Linked DNA regions of Homo sapiens: region 2 is linked to region 1. A link is a contact called in ENCODE Hi-C or POLR2A ChIA-PET data. All regions are on one chromosome and are shown on one strand. Each heading gives the region's core, a stretch centred on a gene start or an enhancer-like site at or near the end of the contact. The rest is flanking DNA. Distances are from core to core; before and after follow the strand shown.

Evidence for each region. A loop is a pair of places that touch in the nucleus more often than their neighbours do. ChIA-PET counts read pairs that join two places held with the same protein, here RNA polymerase II (POLR2A). Pooled maps may share reads with other maps.
Region 2: a loop to region 1 is called in a map of heart right ventricle, with 2.0 times the contacts of the local background. The contact joins two enhancer-like sites. A Hi-C loop is called at or near these places in 7 of 168 maps with a recorded cell type or tissue (B cell, Right ventricle myocardium inferior, heart left ventricle and 4 more), 6 of 37 single-sample maps with no recorded cell type and 12 of 50 pooled maps. POLR2A ChIA-PET finds 5 or more read pairs at or near these places in 22 of 52 experiments (A549, B cell, CD4-positive, alpha-beta T cell and 17 more).

What each region holds. Positions count from the first base shown.
Region 1 is chr19:38,728,332-38,734,205 of GRCh38, reverse strand. It overlaps CAPN12 (calpain 12), which reads left to right. Exons shown (of 21, transcript NM_144691.4): 17 at 2-64; 18 at 425-503; 19 at 2,983-3,099; 20 at 3,183-3,241; 21 at 3,328-4,014. The coding sequence ends at 3,354. ACTN4 (actinin alpha 4) reads right to left here. Exons shown (of 21, transcript NM_004924.6): 20 at 5,052-5,210; 21 at 2,617-4,932. The coding sequence ends at 4,774. LOC107985291 (a long non-coding RNA gene) reads left to right here and starts at 5,850. Exons shown (of 2, transcript XR_001753937.2): 1 at 5,850-5,874. RefSeq lists an enhancer at 9-58. Within about 2 kb of position 1,250, at least 25 of the 41 ENCODE cell types and tissues checked have a DNase peak (open chromatin) inside an H3K27ac peak, as active enhancers do; they include heart right ventricle and spleen, where a contact is called at or near this core.
Region 2 is chr19:38,767,635-38,773,100 of GRCh38, reverse strand. It overlaps LGALS7 (galectin 7), which reads left to right. Exons shown (of 4, transcript NM_002307.4): 2 at 1-86; 3 at 1,071-1,272; 4 at 1,962-2,133. The coding sequence ends at 2,075. Among named protein-coding and RNA genes, the nearest start is that of LGALS7, 3.1 kb to the left of the region's middle. RefSeq lists a silencer at 3,079-3,248. Within about 2 kb of position 3,185, at least 14 of the 41 ENCODE cell types and tissues checked have a DNase peak (open chromatin) inside an H3K27ac peak, as active enhancers do; they include heart right ventricle and spleen, where a contact is called at or near this core.

The DNA of each region.
Region 1 (5,874 bases), core at 1-2,500:
GCATGGGCAAAGCCTGGCCTTACACCACTTCCAGCAGCTCTGGGGCTACCTCCTGGAGTGGCAGGTGAGGTGGGAGACTGGGCCTCTTCCCAGAAAGAGAGAAACCTTTACTAACAGAGACATAGGCACCCTGTGGGCTATCAGGTCCCCAGGGAACGAGGGGGTACTGGACTAGGCTGACTTGGAGAGATCTGGCTGGGATATCCCTGCCCCCACCCAGCCTCAGCTTGTCCTCTGGGTCATTGCTCTTATTCCCATTTTACAGATTGGGAAACAGAAGTCCCAAGTGGCTAGGCTGCTTGCTGGGGGTCCACACCAGAAGAAAGGGAGTTGGGATGGGCACCAGGCTGTCTTGCCTGGGAGGCCCCATTGGCAGCCCTCTTCAGGGCATGGAGGGCAGCCCTGACTCATCCTTCCTGCCCAGGCCATATTTAACAAGTTCGATGAGGACACCTCTGGAACCATGAACTCCTACGAGCTGAGGCTGGCACTGAATGCAGCAGGTGTGGACAGGGTCCTGGGGTGGTCGTGGGGACAGGACCTGTTCTCTCCCATCCCATTGTCTCCAAGTCCCCCTGCTCAGCTGTGGCCGTCTGCACTGTGGCCATCCACAGGCCCACACCTTAGCTTGTTGCCAGTCCCTGGCAGGGGTTGGGTGACCCTGAAAGAGGCCAAATAAGGAAGGAGAAGGGCAAGGGGCGTGTGTGGGGTGGGGAGGACATGAAAGGGGGATGTGCCTGGTAGGGGTTCTGGGGCAGGGAGAGGCCCCTCCAGGAAGGGGAAGATTAGGAGCTGGTATCTGAGAGGGTCTGGCCCCCAGGGCAGCATGGTAGAATGTTCTGGATTCTGGTGCACCGGGGTTGGAATCCTCACTCTACTGACTCCAGGAGGGGCCCTGGGCACTTGACTTCATCTCTTTGAGCCTCCATTTTCCTCTCTAAAATGGCCAGGGCCTGGTGTGGTGGCTCACACCTATGGTCCCAGCTACTCAGGAGGCTGAGGCTTGAGGATGGCTTGAGCCCGGGAGGCTGAGGCTGCAGTGAGCCGTGATTGTGCCTGGGTGACAGAGCAAGAGCCTGCCTCTCAAAAAAAAAAAAAAAAAGCTAGTACACAGGGTGGTGAGGAGTCGTCCATGCACTGCAGGGCATAGCACTTAGTGATTGGAGAATGCAGCTTTCATTACCAAAAGCCCCAAAGAGAGCCGGCCAATGGCCTCTGCTACTAGGCTGAGTTCCTCCTGATGAGCTGGAACAAGCCCAGCACAACATCCTAACCAAGAAAGAGAGCCAGAGAGAAAGGCTTTCCATGGGCTCCAAGGCAGATGAGACAGTACAGCACTGTGACCCTCATGTGGAGGGGATTTGGAGAGTGGGCTGGGGTCAGAACTTGGAGTTCCCAGATCCCCAACCCCACTCTGGGGCCTGTCTGCCACCACACAGCAGATGGAGCCACAGGGAGATGGGGGCTGGGGTGACTGTGATGGAGTCGGAGAGCCAGAGGGAGAGGGTTTGGGTGTGGCTGTGAGTGTGAGACCCAGAGAAGGTGGTCAAGTGTCCAAAAGAGCCAGCCGGGCGTGGTGGCTCACGCCTGTAATGCCAGCACTTTGGGAGGCTAAGGCAGGCAGATTGCCAGATTGCTTGAGCCTAGGAGTTCAAGACCAGCCTGGGCAACATGGCGGAACCCCCGTCTCTACTAAAACTACAAAAATTAGCCAGGCGTGGTGGTGCGTGCCTGTAATCCCAGCTACTTGGGAGGCTGAGACAGGAGAATCTCTTGAACCCGGGAGGTGGAGGTTGCAGTGAGCCAAGATCATGCCATTGTACTCCAGCCTGGGCAACAGAGCGAGACTCCGTCTCAAAAAAGAAAAAAGAAAAAGCCCAAGTCAAAGGGGGAGAAATGGGGTCAGAGACAGCCAAGGATTGGGAGACGTGGGGCAGAGAGGGAGAGGCTGGGCCGGAGATAGACAGGAGTGGAGGTGAGGGAGCAAGGACTCACAGCAGGTGGCAGGTGGCAGGCTTGTGTTCACGCATCTGGCACCAGTGAGTGCCTGTTACATGCCAGGAGTTATTCCAGGAAGAAGGAAACTGATAAAGTGCCCTTGAGAATTTCTCAAACGGGAACTCCTGCAGTGGCAGCTGAGGGGCTCCAGCGCCTTCTCGGGTCCTTCCACCCCATCTGGCTGGGTTTCCCCATAGCCCTGGGCATGGCAGCCTCCACCCCTATGCCCGAGGGCAGATGAATGCCAGAGGGAGTGACCTGGGGCAGGTCACACGGGCAGGAAGAGGCTGCAGGCCACCTGCCCTCCTGTTAAAACAGCACCTGGCACTGGGCACAGCATGAAATGGCACTTACTTGGTAGATATTTGTGAAGAGAATGAACACACAGAATGGGGGTGAAGATGGGCTTTGGAAGCAGCAGAAGCCCATGAAACGGTACTTGGAACTGGGTTTGTCTGGCCGTGTGGGAGACAAAGGTCATCAGGCACAACCTTGCATCTCAGAAGGGGTCAAGAACCCATTGTTTTGGGTTTTTAAAAGCCTCCAATGAGACTCCACAGCAGACATGGTTTCTCAGCTTTAGAAATCGCCTCTGAGGTAGACTGTAAGGAAACTGACTCCATATGGGATTGACTATATTTTTTGCTGCACAGAAATATCCTCCAGTGCCCACTGGCAAGGAGAAAGCCCCACAGGATTTAAGGAGTAACAGTACCCACACATCGAGTCACGTGTCAGACGCTGTCCTGAGCGTTCTGTCTTCACACACCCTATGGGGTCGGGGCTGTCTTAGTCCGTTTGATGGATGAGGAAACAGGCCCAGAGGATTGAAGGGATCAGCCTGTACTCACCCTGCCGGGATGGGGCAGAGTTGGGGTGTGACACCCTGTGGCATTCATGTCCTCCCTGAGGAGGTGGGGTGGGGATGCAATGCCAAGGTGGGTTCCCTGTGGGCCACTGGGCTCAGAAGCAGCCTCCCCCTAGGCTTCCACCTGAACAACCAGCTGACCCAGACCCTCACCAGCCGCTACCGGGATAGCCGTCTGCGTGTGGACTTCGAGCGGTTCGTGTCCTGTGTGGCCCACCTCACCTGCATCTTCTGTGAGTACCACCCCGGCATGGTGGGGCATGGGGGGAAGGGGTACGGGGACTGGTGGGCACTCACCCTGCCCCTCTCTGCACAGGCCACTGCAGCCAGCACCTGGATGGGGGTGAGGGGGTCATCTGCCTGACCCACAGACAGGTGAGCCAGGTGGGAGGGACAGGGTGGCTCAGGCTCTGTCCTGCGAGCTCCCTGCCTCAAGCCACTGTCTTCCTTCTCTTCCTTAGTGGATGGAGGTGGCCACCTTCTCCTAGGATCTCCGGATGGGCGCACCTGCTGCTCAGGGCAGGGTTGCTGAGCAAGACCACCTCCCTAGGCCTTGCCTGGCATGGGTGCCACTCTCTCTGGCATCCACCTGTCTGGGGCTAGTCTCTGGCCCTCACTGCTCACGGCCGGGTGACCACTCTGGCCTGCGTACTCCTCACTCAGAAACAAGAACAGCGACAGCCCTTCTCGAGCAGATGACACGAGCTAGTCCACGTTGACAGCTTAAGACAGTGCTAGCTCTGCCCTGGCTCTCCTAGAAGGTGGAGGACAGACACAGGAGAAATAAAAAAAGATGATGCTGCAGGAATCCTTCTTAAAAATATTACATGTTTTATTATCCTGTCCCCAGAGGGTGGTTTATCCAGAAACCAAGAAAAAAAATCAATCAGAATAAACTCAAAAAAAAAAGGTAGGGGGAGCAAAACCATCAACCACCAGGCAGCCAGGCCATCAGCCCACCTCCACCTCTGGAGGGTCCCCAGAGACCCACGCCCGACGCAGACCCGGAGGAGCATCAGCAAGGGGCCCGGGCAGAGAATCGGCTATGTCTTCATTATGAGAGCAGGAGAGACGGCAGAGATATGTTGCTAGGTGAATATATATTTATATAATAAATCCGTAAGTTAATAAAGTAAATAGTAATTCTCTGAAAGTTTTTAATTCTTTCTTTTTTATAGTTTTTTTGTTTTTGTGATTTTTTTTTTTTTTGGTTTTTGTTGTTTTGTGTTTTTTTTCCTTTTTTTTTTTTGGTTCTTAGAAAATCTGAGACACGTGAGGCCAGACAAAGCAAGGCCGGGGCTGGTGGGATGGGGTGCGGTTCAGGGGGGCCCGGTCTGCCAACTCAGCTCCTCTGCTGCAAAAGCGGGGTGCTTGTTGGGGCCATCTCCTGGCAATGGCAAGTGAGTCTGGAGCAGAGAGGGGAGAGGGGCTGGGTGGGTCCCCAGCCGTCAGGTGGTGGTGGCGCCCTCTGCTGGCCCCTCGCATGGCCCAGGCAGTTCCTGGACAAGGCACATGGGGCTTTGGCCTGGATTGGGGAGGCCTTGAAGGGACCTCAGAGCAAAGGAAGAGACCTGGGTGTGGTGAGGCATCCCAGGGCATGGAAGGGACCGGTTGTGCTGTGGGAATCCACTGGCCCCTCCTTGGTTAAAAAAGCACAACACATCATACATATTTACCAGACCAGAAGCGCTGGCCCCAAGTCTCCCCAACCTGGTCGGGGGAACCTCCTGGCCAACCCACAAAGAGAGAGAGGAGAGAGCCTGCCCCAGCCCCTCCCTGCCCACCCACCCACCCCGGAGGACTGCAGAGAGTGCTTTGCATAGATACAGAGTGGAGGAATGGGACTGTGGGGCTGCCCAGGCCCCTCCTGGAGGCCGTCGGGGGTGTTGGGTCAGGTCTCTGGGGCCTCACAGGTCGCTCTCGCCATACAAGGCCGTGGAGAAGGACTTGTAGTCGAGGGCACCGGGCACGGCGTCAGGGCCCTGGTATGGCGCCATGCGGGCGATGCAGTACTCGGCCTGGTCGGGGGGCAGCTCTCTCCGCAGCTCCTCAGCTGTGATGAAGTTCTGGGGCAGGCAGGATGGGACTCTGAGCCATCCCCACCCACACACTGGCCCCCTCAGCCCCTCCCACTGCAGGGACCCCTCTCGCCAGCCCCCATGCACCTCGTAGGGGTCTCGCTCACCTTGTCCCCTGCTAAGACCTTGAAGGAAGCGATGACCTGGTCAGCCGTGTCCGTGTCGGTGGTCTCCCGCGACATGAAGTCGATGAAGGCTTGGAAGGTCACAAGGCCGCTATGGTTGGGGTCGACCAGGCTCATGATGCGGTTGAACTCGGCCTCACCCTGCAAGGAGAGGGTGGGGTGGGGGACACCCGACATTTAGTGGGGCAGGGGCAGCCAGGCCCACACTGGTGGGGTCTCCAGGGAAACAGCCGAGAGAGTAGGGCCCAACCCACGTGTGCGTGCGCCCTGTTCCCCGCCTGCTCCAGCAGCCTTGGCCCCGGGCAGAGCCTGCCACTGCTCCAGCTGACCCAGGCCTCCAAGCCCCCAGTGCCCCAGGCCGGGAAGCAGGGCCTCTCTGCACCCTCCCCTCTCGTGGTCTCCCACAGCAGGGAACTGGGGTCTACTGCCCTCAGCCCAGGCTCACGAGTAAGCTCTGGAGGATGGGGAAGAAAGAGAGAAAGAGAAAGAAAAAGGGGAGAGAGTGGGAGAGCTGCCCCCTCTTTCTGGAGACTTCTAGGGAAGAAGGGGGGCTCGGGAAGTCATCGGAGGGACCCCACCCCGGCAGATGCAGCAGAGGAAGAGGCAGGCACGGCTGCGCTGCTCGGGCGGAGGAGTGTCCCCGAGGACGAGGAAGCTCTGGAGGCGGTGAGGGGGAGAGGTGGGGGGGAGGAGGAGGAGGAGGAGGAGGAGGAGGAGGAGGAGGAGCGGGTGGCTGGGGAGACAGAGCTGCATACCAGGCTGTATCCTGTGGAGATAAGCAGAGCCCTGAAGTCATCGGAGTCCA
Region 2 (5,466 bases), core at 1,936-4,435, 37 kb before region 1:
GTCCCCCACAAGTCCTCACTGCCCGAGGGCATCCGCCCTGGCACGGTGCTGAGAATTCGCGGCTTGGTTCCTCCCAATGCCAGCAGGTGAGGCCCCAGGCCCTAGGGGTAAAGGGTACAGGTCTCAGGATCAGCTGACTCCCAATTTTTGCAGTCCAGAAGTAGGGGCCCGAGGCCACCTGTATCCACCAGGCTAGGAGTCCGAGGCCATTTCTGACCTCAAATCTGATGTATTCGTATTTGCCCCCGTGCCTTTGTGGCTGGGGTCCCTAAGTTTCCCTAAGCATTTGAGGTCCCTGGGTAATCTCAGGGTTCCTAGATATAGTCCTATGACTTCCATGTCTGAGTCCCAGGGAACTCTGGAAATACTCCAAGTCCTGGAGACACCCTGGACCCTGGGAGTCCTTGCCAAGCCATCCTTTGACTTCCTGGCTAAGGAACTTCGGGCCTTCTGGATTCTGAGGTACCCTGGAAATACTGGGGTTCCTGGTATTATTCTTTGTCCTGTAGAAGCTGAGGGTTCCCTGAGCATCAGGAGCACCCTGGCTATCACCCAGACCTCCTGGGCAGCTCCCAGGCTCTTTGGAAATGAGGGCACCCTGCCCTAAGCGTAGTGAGTTTGGTCTGGGTAGGTTTCTGCCAAGGGCCTCATGATATTTTGGCTGCCTTGGGAATCTAAGCTCCCTGGTCATTAGTCGCCTACCTCTCCTTCTGCGGTGTGTGCCTGTCTTCAGGTCCCTGTTAATTTGGGGGTACTCTGGGAATGGGGAGTGCCAGTCCATAAGACCTTCACTTTGGTCTGGGCGGTTTATGTTTTGTTTGTTCTTTCGTTTTTTTGTAAGGTGGGGTCTCGCTATGTTGCCCAGGCTGGTCTTTAACTTCCGGGCCCAAGCGATCCTCCCTTCTCCACCTCCCAGAGTGCTGGGATTACAGGGTGAGCCACTGCACCCAGCCAACATTTCATTTACTTATTCATTCAAAGTAAATTGTAGACATCGGTATTCCTCACCCTCAACATTTCTTGGTCTGGGTGGTTTCTGAGCCCTGACGGCCACCATCCTCCTCTTCCAGGTTCCATGTAAACCTGCTGTGCGGGGAGGAGCAGGGCTCCGATGCCGCGCTGCATTTCAACCCCCGGCTGGACACGTCGGAGGTGGTCTTCAACAGCAAGGAGCAAGGCTCCTGGGGCCGCGAGGAGCGCGGGCCGGGCGTTCCTTTCCAGCGCGGGCAGCCCTTCGAGGTGCTCATCATCGCGTCAGACGACGGCTTCAAGGTGCGTCTCTGCGACAGGGGCGTGGACGCCAAGACTTAGGTCCCTGGAGCAGAGGGTTGGGCAAAGCCAGGCTATTGGTGGAAGGCAGGGAGGTTCGGGGCGGGGTGAGGGGGGTAGGGAAGTCGTGGCCAAGGCGGAGAAGGGTGTCCTTCGACCCTCTCTCTCGCCTAAACAACTCCCACTTGGGTCCGAGGGACAGAGAGACAGCAGGGTCAGGACGAGGCGAGCACCAGCCAAGTGTCCAAGGGGTGGGCGTCCTAGCGGGAAGGCGTGGCCCAGACTCGCCATCCCAGACCCTACTCCCAGTTCATTCCTTCCTGAGGTCCGGGGTTTGAGGCATGGGGAGGGATGGGTTGGAAACAGCGCCCAGGAACTCGTCCTAGCAAGGATTGGCGGGTGGGAGTGGCGGCAGATCCTCCACCACCCACAGCTTACGCGAATTCACCTCCCTCCTCTGCGCTTTAATAGCGGGTAATGGTCGCTGAAATGAGAATATCCATTACCAGCACTAAAAAAGCCTCTTTTTACTGTGCCACACAGTCAACTCGTTTGATCCTCACGCAAGAGTTAGAATGAACAATAGCCCCATTTTCCCAGTGAGGAAACTGAGGCCCAGAGGGGATGAGTGATTTCCCCAGGGCCACCCAGCACGGGCCTCCGGAATCCTCACCACCGACCCTCCCCTGCAGGCCGTGGTTGGGGACGCCCAGTACCACCACTTCCGCCACCGCCTGCCGCTGGCGCGCGTGCGCCTGGTGGAGGTGGGCGGGGACGTGCAGCTGGACTCCGTGAGGATCTTCTGAGCAGAAGCCCAGGCGGGCCCGGGGCCTTGGCTGGCAAATAAAGCGTTAGCCCGCAGCGCGACTGTGTCTGTGTCCCATTCACTGAGATGAGCAAACTGAGACCCAGAGAGGCCAAGATACTGGCTCCGGGCCACACAGCGAATCCGAGGCGGAGGCGGGCTCTGAGCCTGCCTGTGCTTAGGACACTTTCTGTCTGCGAAGGCGTGAGGGTCGCGATCTGGGAAGGAGTGGGTGTGGGGCGTGCCCTGACGCAGCATTTGTGCAAAGCAAGCCAGCTGGGAATGCGGTCGGGCGGACCTGCTGGCGTTTGGGGCGCAGAGGCGCTCACCGCAGGTCCTGGTGCCCCCACTGCAGATCTAAGGGGCGCCAACATGGGTCCATCTGCAAAGGGGGCGAATGAGTCCCACCTTTCTGGTCATTTGTGGGCCCCAATCCTACGGGTGGAAAGCGTGTTATAAGATCCCGGGTCCCTGGGTCCCGTATCCCCCTGCAGCTCATCTCTCCCACCCTCTTCTCTCCTGGCCTCCCGCCCCTAGAGACGTCCCAGGTGGGGCTGGGAAGCCCGACGGGCGTCTCCGGGCTCCCGCTGTTCCCCGAGTCGGGACAGGTACCCGCCTGCGCACCCTCGGGGCAGACGCGATGGCAGCGGCCCCGGCTCTGCGGAGCAGCTGGGAGGACTCGAAGGGCGGCGCGGGATTTCCGTGGCGCAGCGAGCCCCATTCCCACGCGCCCTCCGCTCTCCCCGACGGCCCCGACCGCGGCCCTAGCCCTGGTCACTGTGACGGGAGGGGAAGCGGACGCCAAGTGCAGCCCCGGCCCCAGTGTGACTTTCAGGGTTCAGGGCGTCGCTGGGGCTCCCCTTAATGGCGGGGTTGGGGTGGGAGAGGCTGGGAGCACTGTGAGCCCCGAGCCCGCACCCTCGGCGAGGCACCCTGCAGCGACCGCGGGCCTTAGCCGGGGACAGAGAAGCCACGCCAGGGCTGTGATCGGAAGCTGCACGTGGGTGCTCGGGACCGGCTGTTCCGGAACCTTCGTCCGGATCCACGCCTTGGTGGGCGCGCCCAGGCTTGGGCCTGGATCCCCGCCCTTGAGCTTCCGTCCCCCTGGCGGCCGCCGCCGTCATTGCTGCCTGGACCAAGGCGGATGCAGGAAGCTGGGGTGGTTCCTGGCCTGGCCTGAATCTGATTCTGGTGTCTGGTGGGGACGCCAGGTTCGCCGCGGGGCCCAGGCGCGTTCAGGACCTGGGGTTTTCTGCCCCTGCGACCCTCGGGCTGGGCAGTCTCTTCCCGCGTCCTGCCCTGGAGTGGGTGGGCGGTAGTCAGGAGGGAGCCCTGCTCAGGTGAGGAGGCCTGGGAGAGGCCGGATTCTTTTAGTCCTCCGGGGCTCCTGCTTGAATGAGTTAGCTCTTATTTCATTTGGCTGTGACGAGTGGTTTCAACATACTATTTTTTTTTTCGTAAAGATAACATATACATGTGGTACACATTTCAAAACATACAGTGAAATGAACATATTATTGGCACAAGTGGTGAATGTGGTTGGGCCTTCGGATTAGATGGTAGCGATTCAGCCGTGTTAATGTCCCGATTTTCACCGTGCCTTACAGTGTGCACGTGGGAACCTGTCCCTGTTTGTGGAAAACATAGTTAGGTATTTGGAGATGCAACATGTTTGCGATTTTTTCTCAAATGGTTCACCGAGAATGGAGATTTGGAGCTGGGCGCGATGCCTCAGGCCTGTAATCCCAGCACTTTGGAAGGCTGATGTCGGAGCATCGCTTGAGGCCAGGTGTATGAGACCAGCCTTGATAATATAGCAACAGCCCGATCGCTACAAAAAATTTAAATATATAACAAATGGAGATTTATACTGTTATTTTTGTGTGTTTGTCATTTATAAATATACGTGTATATATGTATATGCACATATATGTACACATACATCTATCCTCTTTACTGGGAGAATACTGCTGTTTCCCTGGTCTTCATTTCATGTGTATCTTTCAGAAAATCCCCTGTGGACCTCTGCACATATGCACGGGTAGTTTCTTCCCCTCCATGCATAAATGGTAGCACCCTCCACCCACTGGACGGTTTTCATGGCTTAGGAACGTGAGTCCCAGCAGCATTCCCTGAGTTCCTACTATGTGTAGCCGCTGCGCTAACCATTCCTTCAATCCCCGAAACAACCTTCTGAAGGAGATCCTCTATGCATAGTTTCCTAATGAGGAATTTGGTGCCCACGAAGGTTGAGTGAATTGGTTTAAGATCACACATCAAGTAGATGGTGGACCCAAGTGAATGCGATTCCTCTCCTTGGGGTCTTAGCCTCTGGAAATTACATTTTGTTTGCTTTCATTTATTACTTTATACATATGTGTGTGTGTGTGTGTGCGTGTGTGTGTGTGTTTGTGTATATGTATATGTGTATATGTGTGTGTATATATGTATATACATATATATATATCCGTTTTTGTTTTTTTTTTTTTTTTTGAGACAGAGTCTCGCTCTATTGCCCAGGCTGGAATGCAGTGGCGCAATCTTGGCTCACTGCAACCTCCACTTCCTGGGTTCAAGCGATTCTCCTGTCTCAGCCTCCCGAGTAGTTGGGATTACAGGTGTGTGCCACCATGCCCAGCTAATTTTTGTATTTTTAGTAGAAATGGGGTTTCACCATGTTGGTCAGGCTGGTCTCGAACTCCTGACCTCAGGTGATCCACCCACCTCAGCCTCCCAAAGTGCAGGGATTACAGATGTGAGCCACTGCACCCAGCCACTTTTTATATATTTTCAAAGACAACGTCTTGCTCTGTCTCACCCAGGCTGGAGCATAGGGGCATGATCCCAGCTCACTGAAGCCTCGACCTCCAAGGCTCAAGCGATCCTCCTGACTCAGCCTCCAGAGTACCTGGGACTACAGGCACGCACCACCGTTCCTGGCTAATTAAAAAAAAAAATTTTTTTTTAAGGACAGGGTCACTCAACCTCTGTAGGCATCAAATTCCTCATTGGGAAGTTTCCCAATTGGGAACTCAAGGAAGGGTTGGCACAGTGGCTAGACACAGTAGGAACTCCTGGACTCAAGCAATCCTGCTGCCTCAGCCTCCCAAAGTGCTAGGAACAGAAGCGTGAGCCACCTCACCTAGCCTTGGTGTTTTTAATATCAACTTCATTGAGATGTCATTTATACACAGTAAAATTCTTCCTTTTAAAGTGTACAGTTTTGGCTGGGTGGGGTGGCTCACGCCTGTAATCCCAGCACTTTGGAATGCCGAAGCAGGTGGATCACCTGAGGTCAGGAGTTCGAGACCAGCCTGGCCAACATGGTGAAACCCCATCTCTACTAAAAATACAAAAATTAGCTGGGCGTGGTGGCGCATGCCTGTAATCCC